Regions from separate parts of the Mus musculus genome. Here region 1 is linked to region 2. A link is a contact called in ENCODE POLR2A ChIA-PET data. All regions are on one chromosome and are shown on one strand. Each heading gives the region's core, a stretch centred on a gene start or an enhancer-like site at or near the end of the contact. The rest is flanking DNA. Distances are from core to core; before and after follow the strand shown.

The links. ChIA-PET counts read pairs that join two places held with the same protein, here RNA polymerase II (POLR2A).
Region 1: POLR2A ChIA-PET joins it to region 2 with 60 read pairs in Patski. The contact joins the promoter of Ephb4 here to the promoter of Pop7 in region 2. POLR2A ChIA-PET finds 5 or more read pairs at or near these places in 3 of 5 experiments (Patski and embryonic stem cell).

What each region holds. Positions count from the first base shown.
Region 1 is chr5:137,344,821-137,351,552 of GRCm38, reverse strand. It overlaps Ephb4 (Eph receptor B4), which reads right to left and starts at 1,444. Exons shown (of 17, transcript NM_010144.6): 1 at 904-1,444. The coding sequence starts at 955. It overlaps Gm52791 (a long non-coding RNA gene), which reads left to right and starts at 1,501. Exons shown (of 3, transcript XR_003955817.1): 1 at 1,501-2,474; 2 at 3,487-3,621; 3 at 3,715-3,953.
Region 2 is chr5:137,497,381-137,504,327 of GRCm38, reverse strand. Pop7 (processing of precursor 7, ribonuclease P family, (S. cerevisiae)) reads left to right here and starts at 1,899. Exons shown (of 2, transcript NM_028753.2): 1 at 1,899-2,049; 2 at 2,249-2,889. The coding sequence starts at 2,259. The coding sequence ends at 2,681.

The sequences.
Region 1 (6,732 bases), core at 195-2,694, 150 kb after region 2:
AGATTCTCCTTTGATTCTAAGCAGCAAGGGAGGTTGTGGGGGAGCCAAATTCATTGAAAAGAGATTAGGGAGGCAGGAAAGGGGGTTATGAGTCCTGTGCAGCCCCAAGAGGGACTGTGGAGTTAGGGGCTCACAGATCTGAAGAGGCATTTGGAGAGGAATACAGAAGGAAAAAAAAAAAAAAAACCAGAAATCTGAGGCGGGCTAGGAGGCGGCCAGCTGGGGTGAATTAGGGCGACACAGGCCGGTGTTAGGCAGTTTCTGCGGGCTTGCATGGCTGGAAGAAAGCCTCAGCCTTGGGAAAAGTTGAGGTCTAAATGGCATGTAAAAGGTTGGGGTACAGCCTTGAGAAAAACAAGAAAAGAGTCTGCACGAGGTCAGTAGCCTGGCCAGCCATTTGGGAGTTGGAGAGTGGGGCTGCAGATGGGGCCATCCTGACTGGGGTGTGGAGTCCAGGTGTGAATGAACGCTAGGGAACCAGAGGTGGGGGTCGCTTTACGGCCTAGCTGGGGTCTGCCTCGCCTGCAAGTGCCCCTTCAGGAACTTTCCCCTGGAGTTTAGCCAGAGGTGGAGAGAGGATAAAAACTTTGGGGGATAGTTTTGAACATTAGGGTGGACAGGAAAAGGAAGGCTGTCATGGGCCTTTGGCATCAGGACTGAGAATTTAGAAGGCTGGGTAAGGGAAGGTCCCGGGTCTGAGCTCTCGACTCCATCTCTTTCCCAAACAAAAGAAAAACCCCACTCCCCGCCAGGCCGCCTCCTCCCCGCCCCCTCCCGTTCTAGTGCTATTGGTCCGAAGTGTTTAAGGGGTACCGGAGTTGGGATAGGGAGAGACCAGCTTTTGCACTCTGAGGCACAACTTTGGGGGACCCCAAGAACAGGGGGCACCCCAAGAAAACTCACCTTCTAAAGCAGTGGCGAGGGAAGCCCAGCACAGCAGCGCTCGGAGCTCCATGGCGCCGCCTCACTTTGGCTGAATGCGATCCGAGTTTGGGGGGCCCTGGCCCCCCCAGGTCTGACCCTCCCCTGGGCGGGTGCACACCGACTCTGCTGCTGGGACTTTCCGTCGAGGGCCTCTCAACGATGGCCCATGCGGGCGCGCCAGGCACCCGCGCTCAGGTGCGGCCCCCACGTCCCCGCCGCAGCGCGCGCGCGCGGGGAGGCCAGCCTTGAGGGGGGACGTCCTGGCAGTGGCCGTCGCTGGGCGGGCGGAGATCGGGACGTGGCTGAGAGTTAGGGGTCCCTTCGGGGCTTCGGGGGTCCCGCCCTGGCTGGCTGGGGTGGGCCGATTGCTCGCGGTCTCTCTCGCTCCCTGGAGTGGTTGGTGGATGTCGCGCCGCCGGGGTTAGTGCGCCGGTCGCGGTCAAGGAAGGTGGAAACCAAAGTGGGAACCGAGCAGGAGGGAGGGAAACAGGCTGGGCCAGGGCTGGGCCGAGTCGAGACTGAGTCGGGCGGCGCCTGGCCTAGGAGGGAGGGGCGCATAGGAGGCGGAGACAGTCCCATGTCAGAGTTTCCCCCCGCCCCATCTCCCAACACCCTGGAGCCCGGGTTTCTCTGGGAGGGGGGGGTGCACGGGGAGCTGATTGGCTCCTATGCTGCTGAATAATTCATGAGAGGGGGGGCCGCCCGAACTGAGCCTGTCGGGAAGTTAGGAGAAAGTTTGCAAGAGGGGGAGGGGCGGCATGTGTGGAACTTAGGGACTGTCCAGGGGTGCTGGGTGTCCCATGCCTACTACCCCTGATTGTGCATGTTGGGGCAGTAGCCCAGGAATCCTCAGGACTGACCTGAACCTACCAGGCCTCACAGATGTGTGCGTAAATGTGAATGCCCCCACACAAAGCCTGCTTTGACCTTGCAGCGGGACCTGAGATTCCACATCTGGATGCGCCCCCTGCCACCTAGTTGGAGCAGGGGATTGCATTTGGGAGGAGAAGGTTAAAACTTTGCATTTGGGTATGGAGAGCTTCCCAACAGACCTCCGTTCCTCAAGCAATAATCCCAGCTTGTCTATCTCCGGAGAGAGCGCTCACACAATCAGTGCGTGCTCGTTAAGTCCTGGAGATCCACTGAGCGCGCAGCCTAACGCTGGAGAAAGTGGTTTGAAACCCAAAGTATAGAAAATGTAAATAAAAGGCAGGCGTGTCAGAGAGGGTGAGGGATCTCCGTAACACCTCATTTCATTTTTTTAAAGGAGGGGGACACTTCCCCGCCGCCTGCAGCCTTGACCTCCAAGGCGGGGGTAGGGACCGTTGTGGCTCTTTCCTGAGGCTGTTTCCTGTCTGGCTCCTGGGGGCCCTCGGGATGGCTGGGAGGGCCCTTCCTCTCATTTGCTAGCACCCCCTCTCATCCATCAGTTTGAGGGGAGGGTCCAGGAAAGACGGCCTCCTATCTACATCAGGGCACTGTGAGTGTGGGGCACGGGATGGTTGGATGAGAGAGGTGCTGTTCCCGAAGTCGGTCCTTTAAGGGCTGCGGTAAGGAGACTTTAATTTAAGGTAATTAGTACAGGGTCTGGAAACTCTGAGGTAGGAGTCTGGGGCACCTGGGAGTCTGCCAAATACCCTAAGGGCGCACACACACACCCCAGCGGGCGCGGGAGACCGGTGATGACCTCTTGTCCGCCTGCGCGCACACACACACCAGCGGGCGCGGGAGACCCGTGATGGCCTTTTGTCCCCGTGCACTTATCTTCCTGGCGCAAGTAGTGCTCCCCACCCCCTGCCCTTCCTCACAGCCCTGCCTGGGTCCCGCTCCGGGGTGGGGGGTCAGCCAGGGCAGGAAACAGCCGGCTTGGCTGGAGCCAGGCTGACCGGCTAGATCTGGGAGTCCCCTCCTCCTTCCCCACGCAGACTCAGGCTCCCCTTCTCTTATCCACAGACACCCCCTTTTTTGCAGCTATCATTCTGCATCCGGGTCCCCCTGAATTTCTGAGTCGTGGCTTGTTCTCACCCTAGGAGCCACCATCAGCAGCCCACTTCAAGCCTTTGATTGCTTAAAAATTTTCACATTTAGTGGGATAAGCAATTCATTAGTATGCAGAGACGATTAACGCCTCAATAGAGGAGAGACAAGCAGCCTGGATGACAGAGGCAGGCGTGGAGGAGGGTTCGGTTGATGAGACCCAGCTGAAAAGATGAAAGAGCCCATCAGATTATTCCGAAAACCCAAAGACAGTGTATCAGTAAGAATGACTCCTGGGCTGGCCTCTCTGCTGCTATCAGTAGAGAATTTGGTAAACAGTTTCTCTAGCACCCAGAAAGCCCTGAGTTCCATCCCATTCCTACACAGATCCAGTGTGGTCATACTCCCACAACTTGGGAGGAAAGTGGAACCAGACTGGACTACATTGCAAGTCTTACACACACACACACACACACACACACACACACACACACACACACACACAGAGAGAGAGAGAGAGAGAGAGAGAGAGAGAGAGAGAGCGCGCACTGGTGAAAATCCCGTGATTTCCCTTTTCCATGCAAGTGACGCCCGAGATCTTTACTCCCCGGGTCAGGAAGCACCCTCCATTTATCCTGTGTGTGTGAGGTCATTCCTTCCACTCCCGGACCACCAGAAACTCCTGCTGCCAGCACTGAGTTGCTTAGCCTTCTGCTGCAGGTGAGAACTCCCATTAGCCCAAAATCAGTGTTTGTCCCAAAGACCCAACCAAATCTCAAACCTTTTTGTTTTTCTTCTTCTTCTCGGTGTTAGGGGACTTGGAGGAACTGGGACGTGGCTCTGTGGTAGAAGTGCCAGCTGCCAAAGCGGACAACTTGAGTTTGAATTTCAAGGTAAACATAGTGGAAGGAGAAAACCGATTTCCAGAAGTTGTCTGTCATCTGTGACCTCCACATGGACACTGTGGCCTTCACTGGCTCTCTCCTAACGCAATAAATATGCAAATAAAAAATAGGATTACGGGCTGGTGAGATGGCTCAGTGGGTAAGAGCACCCGACTGCTCTTCCGAAGGTCTGGAGTTCAAATCCCAGCAACCACATGGTGGCTCACAACCACCCATAATGAGATCTGATGCCCTCTTCTGGTGTGTCTGAAGACAGCTACAGTGTACTTACGTATAATAAATAAGTAAATAAATCTTTAAAAAAAAAAAAAAATAGGATTACAAAAACTTTGAAAGGCACTGAAGAGATGGCTCGGCCGTGAAGGGTACCTGTTGCTTTCACAGAGGACATCGTGGGTTTGATTCCTAGCACCCACGAGCTGGTGCCCAAGCATCCATAACTCCAGTTCCAGAGGCTCCAATGCCCTCTTTGGACCTCTGTGGGCACCAGGCACACATGTGGTGCATAGACATGCAAGCAGGCAAAACACTCATGCACATAAGACAAAACTGAGTCATCTAGAAAAAAATCATCTAAAACCAAAACAAACTCTGAAGCCCTTCACAGATTTCCCACTGCGGGTGTTAACAGTCACCTCTGTATGCTCCCCCTCACTGGCAGGCCAGATCCTTGTACATATATATATAGTCTTCTTGAGTACAAATAACATTAGGAGTCTTTTCTTTCTTTCTTCTAGCCCAAACAAACGCCACCCCCCTTTTTTTATACAGTTGAGTATGACCTTGAACAGTTGGTCCCCCTGCCTCCAAGGCCTCAATGCAAGGCATGTACCATCCCACCAGGCTTATGAGGTGCTCCTGATTGACCACCCCAAACCCCAACCACCCCCACCCCCACCCCCACCACCCGCTTCAGGCATGCTAAGCAATTTCTCTCTGCCTCTGTCTCTGTCTCCGTCTCTCTCTCCAGTGAGCCACCACCCTGGCCTAGAAGTCCCTTTCACACTGTGACAGTTTGTTTTGAGCCCTCAGAGAGATAAGGCTTTTCCTATATGTAAACTGGGTAAACTGGGCCTGTAATCCCAGGCACTCAGGAAGCAGAAGCTAGAGCGCTGGGATTTTTGAGACCAGTTTGCCCTGCTTAGTGAGTTCTAGGACTGACAGTAAAAATCTTGTCTCAAAAAAAAAAAAAAAAAAAAAAAAAGATAAGGGAGGGCAGGGGTGGAGTGGGAGGGCAGGGGTGGGAGTGGGAGGGCAGGGGTGGAGTGGGAGAGGAGGCATGAATAAGAACTGAGAACATAAACATAAAAGTATCCTATGGAAATGTCATAACAAAACACATTAAACACTTAATAAGATGGTGACAAAATGGCTCAAGGGATAAAAGGGCTTGCTTGCCCTTGATGACCTGAGTTTGAGCCCCAGGACCCACTACATCGTAGGAGAGAATCCTCACAAAGTTGTCCTTTGATCTTCATACACACGTGTGAGTACACACCCACAGGCACACACATGCACACCCCAAAATCAATGAAAACGAAACCCCAAAATCGATAAGAACAAAGCAGGGGGAAACATTCCTGTACATTTGAAGTAGCAGAGAACAGACTAGCCGTGTGCCTCCTTTAAACGGTAAGTGGTGAAGTCCCCGCGTTGAAGCCTAGCCAGCCACTCCTCTCTTGGCTCACTTAACCCCATGGAGTCCAAAGTTCCCTGAGGTATAAACCACAGCACCTCTCACACATCTGCTTGCTTCCCTGGCCCTAGTTAATGAATACCGCCACTTTAAACGGATTTTTCTTGGTGGTGGTTCAGTGTGAGTGTGTGTGTGTGTGTGTGTGTGTGTGTGTGTGTGTGTGTGTGTGTGCTCCTCTTTGCATGCAGAGGCCAGAATCTGATCGCAGGTGTTTGCTCTATTGCTGTTAACCCTGTCTTTGATGACAAGAGTTTCTCACTGAGCCTAGAGCTCTCTATTATGGCTGCACTGGCTGGACAGAGCCACAGGGACTCTATTCATGCTCTCTTCCCCCCCCCCCCCCACCCCATTGTGCTAAGGTCACAAGTATGTGCCACCATGGCTTTTACACCTGGTGCAAAGCATAGGAACTCAGCTTCTCACATTTGCATGGCAAATGCTTTACCCACTGAGACACACACACACACACACCAGCACTCCTCACCCCACCCCTTTTTCTCCTGTTGAGACACAACCTCACTTATCCCAGGGTAGCCTAGAAATCATTGTAACTGAAAATGGCTCTTAACGCCTGTTCTCAGTGGTGCTATTACAGGCATGCACCACCTCACCCGGCTTACACGGAGCTGGGGATTGGGAGATTGAACCAGGGCTGTGTGCACAGTAGGCAAACACTCTACCAACTGAGCTACATCCTCAGTGAGGACCAGTTCTTTGGTGGGTCGGTAGCAGTTGGAATTGGACAGCCCTCTTTTATAGCATCATTTTTCATTGTTGTTAATTACCAATACAGCGGCTCACATATCCCAGGTTGGACTAGAACTCTCGGTATAGGCAAGGGTCACTCTGAACACCTGATCCATTCATCTATACCTCCCAGAGCTCTTATTTACAAAAAAAAAAAAAAAAGAATTCGGTAGGTCCAGGCATGGTGCATACCTTTGATACCATCACTTGAAAGGTGCGCACACACCCACCCACCCACACACACACACACACACAGAAAGACAACAGCAAGACATGGAGATCAGAAGTGACTTGCAGGAGTTGGTTCTCAGGGCTGCAGAGATGGCTCTTCGGTTAAGAGCAGCTGCTGCTCTCACAGAGGACCTGGGTTCAGTTCTTAGCACTCACACAATAGCTGAAAGCCATCCTTAACTACAGTCTGTGCGATCCTATTTCCTATCTCCATGGCCACCAGGCATGCCTGTGGTACACAGACATACATGC
Region 2 (6,947 bases), core at 650-3,149:
CGGGTCTGTTTCAGAAGCACTCGATACACAGTCCTTTTGCATTGTGCTATGTTTGCATTTCTGTCAAGACAATGAGTTGGCCGGAGCTATAACTCAAATGGTAGCAAGTACACTGCATGAATCAGCTATGCTGGCCCACACCTGTAATTCCCACACTTGGCAGCGGGAGGCAGTTGAGCCAACCTTCAAGGGCACGCTCACTGAGTTTGATGCCAGCCTGGCTGTGAGGCCCTTTCTCCAATGGCTTGGTGTACTTGAGTGTTTCTGAGTTCTCTATTTTATTGATTTTTGTATATATACACCTGCCAACAGCACACTTTTCTTAATGACCGTATTTGCATGGTAAGTCTTAAGGGGCTGGCAAGATGGATCAGTGTGTGAGCTGTGAAGTCCTTGCTGTGTGAGCCTTTGCTCCTCAGAACCAATATAAAGGTTGAGGAATCGACTTCACAACGTGTATGGTCCCTGCACTGCATACACACAATAGCCATAGCTTTAAAAGTAAATATATATTTTTAAATTTTTATATATGTGCCTGTGTGTGTCTGGGCACACACACAGGCCAGAGGAGGGTGTCAGGTCTCCTGAAGCTGGACTTAACATTCAACATGGGTACCGGGAACAAACTCGAGTCCTCTTCAAGAGAGTCATCTTGAAGAGCAGAAAGTGCTCGTAATTGCTAAGACAGTTGAGTCCAACAACGTTACAAAATCATTTTATTCAGTCTATTTATTTGCCATAAGTTTTAGGATAAGTTTATTAAAATGGTGCAGTCGTGCACACCTAAAACATTAGCGCTGGGGAGGCCAAGGCAGGAGCATGAGTTCTAGGCTAGCCTGAGCTACATCGTTAAACCCTATCCCCACCCCCACCCCCCAAAAAAAGATTTTTTGGTTTATATGTGCAACTCTTCCTGAGACTCCTCTAAATGTTCATTAAATATATAGATCAGCTCGGAGTAAACTGAGGTCTAGCATGTCAAACCTTCCATTTTAACCTAAATCCTAGAAGTTAGGGATGTATCTCAGTTGAGTGAGTCCCTGCGGTTATAACCCTGGCACTCACAAGGTGGAGGCAGGGGGATCAGAAGTTCAAGGTTGGCTATATAGCAGAGTGCACACTTCCCTTTCCAGCCTTCAGTCAGATTCAGCCTAGGTAAGTGGCCTGGAGATGTATCTAGGACGAAGCCCCAAAGCAGGCTTCACGCCTTTCTGCAGGGAACGGTCCAAATGCTTTACCATTGCGGGCAGAGATCCAGATTCCCACTAACTTTCAGGGGCTAGGAACCCAAGCACTGCAGTTCCTGTCCCTTCCGCCAGGGAGCGGCCGGTCATGGCTTGCCGGTCGCGGGAAGCAGCTCGAGTGCGGCGGGACAGTTAAGAGGTGTGGCGGGAAGCTGCCAACACTTGGCACCTCATGTGGGTCCCTCGCAGAGGGAGGAGTCCATCATGGTGGACACGATCCCTTCGATTTCTCGGCTTCCGGGGCTGTCAGGACGTCGGGCGGGAGGTCAGCTGTCAACTCCACTGCTCAGAAGTGGGATGGACGTGGACTACAGGCTTCCGGCCCCTGCGATCCCAGCTCCAATGCTGACCCGGGGTCGCTGCCCGAACCCCCTTTTCCAGCCCTGCTTCCCGCCTCGATCCTCGAGTCCCGCCCTGCCCGGGGAGGGGAGAACTGGGCGATCCACGCCACGCCCCTCTTGGGCCCGCCTCTGTCAATTAGCCCCGCCTCTGCTAGCTAGTCCCGCCCTTCGAAGCGCTCACTAGAACCCTGCGAACCCTCAAGTCTCGCGAGCCTTAAATCGCCTTGCGCACGCGCACGAGGAAAGGAGGCGGAGAGTACGGAAGCCTAGAAGGCCATAAGCTTATCGGTTCCGGCTTGGAGCGGGGACGCGCGTGCGCAGTGCGTAGCCCTTGCTGGCGAGCCTGCCCGGCGTTCCTCTTCCGATCCCTTCTCCGTTCTTCTTCTGCATATCGAGGCCAGCGACGTCCACTTGGATCGGTCGGCGAGGCTCACGCGAGTGAAGGGCACTGAGGAAGGAAGAAGGTAGGCGTGGACACGCCGGGAATGGGAACCACGTGATGAATGAATTAAAACTGGGAGTGGAGAAAGCGGAAGTGGAAGGGCTTGAGACACTGGGAAGGAAGAGGGTGTTGAGGGCGCCCCCTTCTGGTTGCACCCTTAGAAAGCCGGGCAAGAAAGGATTCTCCTGACCTCCCTGAATCTTGTTCCTTCTCCATGCCAGGACTCAGAGCATGGCAGAAAACAGAGAACCCCGCTGTGCCATCGAGGCTGAGCTGGACCCTGTGGAGTACACCCTTCGGAAGCGACTTCCCCACCGCTTGCCCCGGAGGCCCAACGACATTTATGTCAACATGAAGACTGACTTTAAGGCCCAGCTAGCTCGCTGCCAAAAGCTCCTGGACGGAGGCACTAGGGGGCAGAACGCATGCACTGAAATCTACATTCATGGCTTGGGCCTGGCCATCAACCGGGCCATCAACATCGCCCTGCAGCTGCAGGCGGGCAGCTTTGGGTCCCTACAGGTGGCCGCCAATACCTCCACCGTGGAGCTGGTGGACGAGTTGGAGCCAGAGACTGACTCTCGGGAGCCCCTGACGAGGGTCAGGAACAACTCAGCCATCCACATCCGAGTCTTCAGGGTCACGCCCAAGTAACTGAAGGGAGGCTGACTTGGACCCACCAAGGCTTCTGAGCACACACATCCATGTGGCCGAGGTTTCTAGTGCTTCATAGTGGCTCTTGTTCTGAGTTCTGTCCTGAGCCTCTTGTTACCTTGTTACTTCAGCCTAGAGGACTGAGAATGGAGAGCCCGAGAAGTGAATCTTCCTTGTCCTGTATAATAAATTATTAAGTTGTGTTGGTGCCGGGCTTCGAATGGCCTCTTTTTCCTAGTGTAATTCTGTGTGTACTTGAATAGGAAAATGGTAGGAAAGAGCAAGTATATAGGCCACAGTAAGGCATCTCACATTGAACCACAGTATGACGGGAATCAAATTTGTTGAGTGTAACACGGAAGCTTAATTGTTACAGTGTGCTCTCAGGAAGATGAGAGAGTAGACTCATCGACTGAGCTAGCTACAGCTGGGATGTATCCGGCTCTCATGGTTCCCAGGCTTGGGAAAAGAGAAGGTTTAAAGGTGAGGGAAGTTCTTTGTGGATATAACTCAGCAAAGGAATCGTGACTAGTGAGTGTTACCTAGTTGCCTAGCATAGGATTAGGCCAGAGGTTCAATTCCTAGTAACCACAAGAATTATGACGGGGGAGGGATGGGGAGATGGCTCAATAGGCAAGGCACTTGTCAAATAATCATGAATATTTGAATCAGCAGAACTCATTTTTCTGCGGAGCATTGCAGCTCTTGAATCCAATTCCCATGCTTCTACAGTGAGATAGGTATCAGAGATGGGCGAATCCTCGCTAGCTTGTGGGCTAGCTGCTCCGGCATAAACATCAGCAGCAAGAAACCCTGGCTCGAAGTGGAAGGTGACTTACACGTAAACTGTAGCACATGTACTGGTACTCACACATACACATGCAAAACTGACGGTTTGTTTGCTGGTAGTCAAACCTAGGGCCTTTTTACCCAAAGTAAGTCTACTGTTGCTGAGCCACGCCCCCAGCTCTTCAGTGGTGGATTCTAAGTAGCCCTTCTACGGCTAAGCCCCTAGCTCTTGAACTGACAGTTTTGACTGTTACACTTGATTCCTGTTCCCGAAGAGCTCATGTGTTGCTGGGCATCGGTAGTCTAGAGTCTGAGATCAACCTAGTTCAGCTGTTTAATCTTTCTTGCCAGCTTGCTTAGATGTAAAATCACCCAGTAGACACTCCTCTGGGCATGTGTTTAGCTGAGGTAGGGAGAACCTGCTCTTTATGTGGATGGCAGCATTCCATCCATGGGCTCGGGGCCCAAACTAAATACCGAAGAGAAATTGGAGGGGCTACCAAGATGGCTCCAGGGGTAAAGGCAAGCCTGACCGCCTGAGTTTAATCCCCAGAGCCCACGTAATGGGAGAGAACCAACGTCTGAAAGCTTTCTCCTGAGACGTGTTGATTGGCTTTAGGAGCTACACAGTGGCTCACAGGCTTGTTTCTGAAAAGCCAACTGACCTGGGTGTGATCACATGCATATATTATCTTGACGCTTAAGCTGAAGCAGGAGGGTGGGTTTGAGACCAGCCTGGGCTACTCTTGTTTCAAAAGCAAACCTGCAGAGTGAAGAGATGCTTACGGTCTTGGAGAAAACCTTTGCCACCCACACATCTGACAGGAGATTGTGCCTAGAATTACAAAGATCGCCCCAGATCACCAGGACATAAATCCTTAATTAAAGGACTAATAAACTGAATAGAAGGTACATAAAGGAGGGACTGGAGAGATGGGTTCAGTGGTCAAAAACACCAGCTGCTTTTCCAGACGACTCTGGTTCAATTCCCAGAACCCTCCTGGCTCCTCCAGTGACAGGGGATTCAACACCCTCTTCTGCCCTCCCTGGGCATGGGCATGCCCACCATGCACAGATATACTTGCAAACAAAATCACATACAAATATAATTTTTTTTTCCAACACAGGGTTTCTCTGTGTAGTCTTGGCTGTCTTGAAACTCACTCTGTAAGACCAGGCTGGCCTTGAACCCATAGAGATCTGTCTGCCTCAGGAGATATACATCACCACTATCTGGCCTATAAATAATTTAAAAAGAAAGGATGGAAGGAGGAAAGAAAGAAGGAGAAAAGGCTCAAAGGAATGAATAGTTTGGTCAATAAATATTTGAAAAAAATCAACACCCTTAGCTATCAGGAAATGCTAATTAAAAGTGCATTACATCCTAGTCAGGATGGCTGTCAAGCAAACAAACTTAAATGCTGGCTAGGATGTAGAGGGAAAGAGGACTCCTGAAACATGGTTGGTGGGAGGGTGAACTGGCACAGCCACTATGGGAATCAGTATGGAGAGTACTCCAAAAGCTAAAGGTGGAACTACAACTACCTTGTGACCCGGCCAAATACCCACCGGGCTGTAATCAGTATGCACCAGGGATTCCCACCCATCCATGTCTACCACTGCACTACGCACAGTAGCCAAGGCACAACACCAGCATAGGTGTCTAGCTGCAAGTGAGTGGATAAAGAAAATGTGGTCCAGGGCAGGTGAGACGGCTAAAGCTCTCGCCTCCAAGCTTAGCCTGATGGCCAGGACCCACACTGAGAGGTACAGAACCAACTCCTACAACCGGTCCTCTTTGAGCAGAGGATATGAGCCCACACCTGAACACACACACACACACACACACACACACACACACACACACACACACATTGAGATTTAAACATGCGATTGTGAATCTTATGAAGGGGGAGACTATGACTCATATACATAATGGGATTTTCTTCAACTGTAAAGAAAAATGAAATTATAACATTTGCAGGAATATGGAGAGAGCAAGAGATCAGAAAGTGGAAAATGCCAGACTCAGAAAAAAAAAAGCACATGCTTTCCCTTGTTTATAGAGTGCAGATTTATTTATTTATTATTGTGTGTGTGTACATATGTTTGTTCACAGAGGTTGATGTCCTGTGTCCTCCTCAATCACTCGTTATCATATTTTTGAGACAGGGTCTCTCACTGAACCAATTGTTTGTCTTTCTGTTGAGCTGGCCATCAAACTTCAGGGATCCCCCTGTCTCTTCTCCCTCAGCCCTCCTGTGGGTGGCAGGCCGCCATATGCAGGCTTTTGCATGACTGGGAGGAAGGTTAAAGGGGAATGAAAGGAGAGGATATCTATATGCATGCATATACACATATATAATAAACGAAAGACTATACACATGAAGCTTTTTGGTGAGGAAGAGGGAGTCAGCAAGAAGAGAGAACGCATTAGGGAGGGCAATGGGGGAGGGCAGATGAGAAGATAGCATAGTGCTATGTATGTATAAAACCATCACCATAGAGGGCTGGGGAATGGGGCACAGTGCTGGAGTTCTGGTCTACCACACGCAAAGCCCTGGGTTCGATTCCTAGCATCTCATGAATCGAACATGGTATTATAAGCCCGTAATAGGGCTGGTGAGATGGCTCAGTGGGTAAGAGCACCCGACTGCTCTTCCGAAGGTCAGGAGTTCAAATCCCAGCAACCACATGGTGGCTCACAACCATCCATAACAAGATCTGACTCCCTCTTCTGGAGTGTCTGAGGACAGCTACAGTGTATTTACATATAATAAATAAATAAATATTAAAAAAAATTAAAAAAAATAAGCCCGTAATATTAACCCTTGGAATGTGGGAGCAGGCGATCAGGCCCTAAAGCGTATCCTGGGTTCCATGGCGAGTTTAAGGGCCAGGCTGGGATAAATGAGACCCTGTCTTAGTATCTATTGATAAACTATAAAGAAAATGTCACAATGAAGCCAATCTACTTGTATGCAAACAACAATAACAACAACAAAGAAGTGGAGCATGAGGCATGGAGCTCATGCCTGTAACTCCTGGCTCAACACCTACAGTGGAGATGTGCTGGAGAGATGGCCCAGTGATTAGCATCGAGTACTGTTTTTGCAGATGACTCAAGTCGAGTGGCTCTCAACTGTCTGTAACTCCAGTTCCCAAGAGTCTGAGGTCCTCTCACACCTCCACAGAATTTGTACCTACTCACATATACCTGGACACAAACATACACATAATTTAAAACAAATCCAATCTTCAAGAATAAATCTATCTTCCAGCTATGGTAATTCGGACTCTTCATCCCTGTACTCAAGAGGCAGAAGCAGGTAGATCTCTGTGAGTTGGAGACCAGCCTGCTCTACATAGAATGTTCTAGCCCAGCCGTGACTACATAGTGAGACCCTGTTCAAGCAAACCTATACAAGTGTTGTTTTCTTAGCATTATTCCCTAGGCAACACAGATCATGGATTATC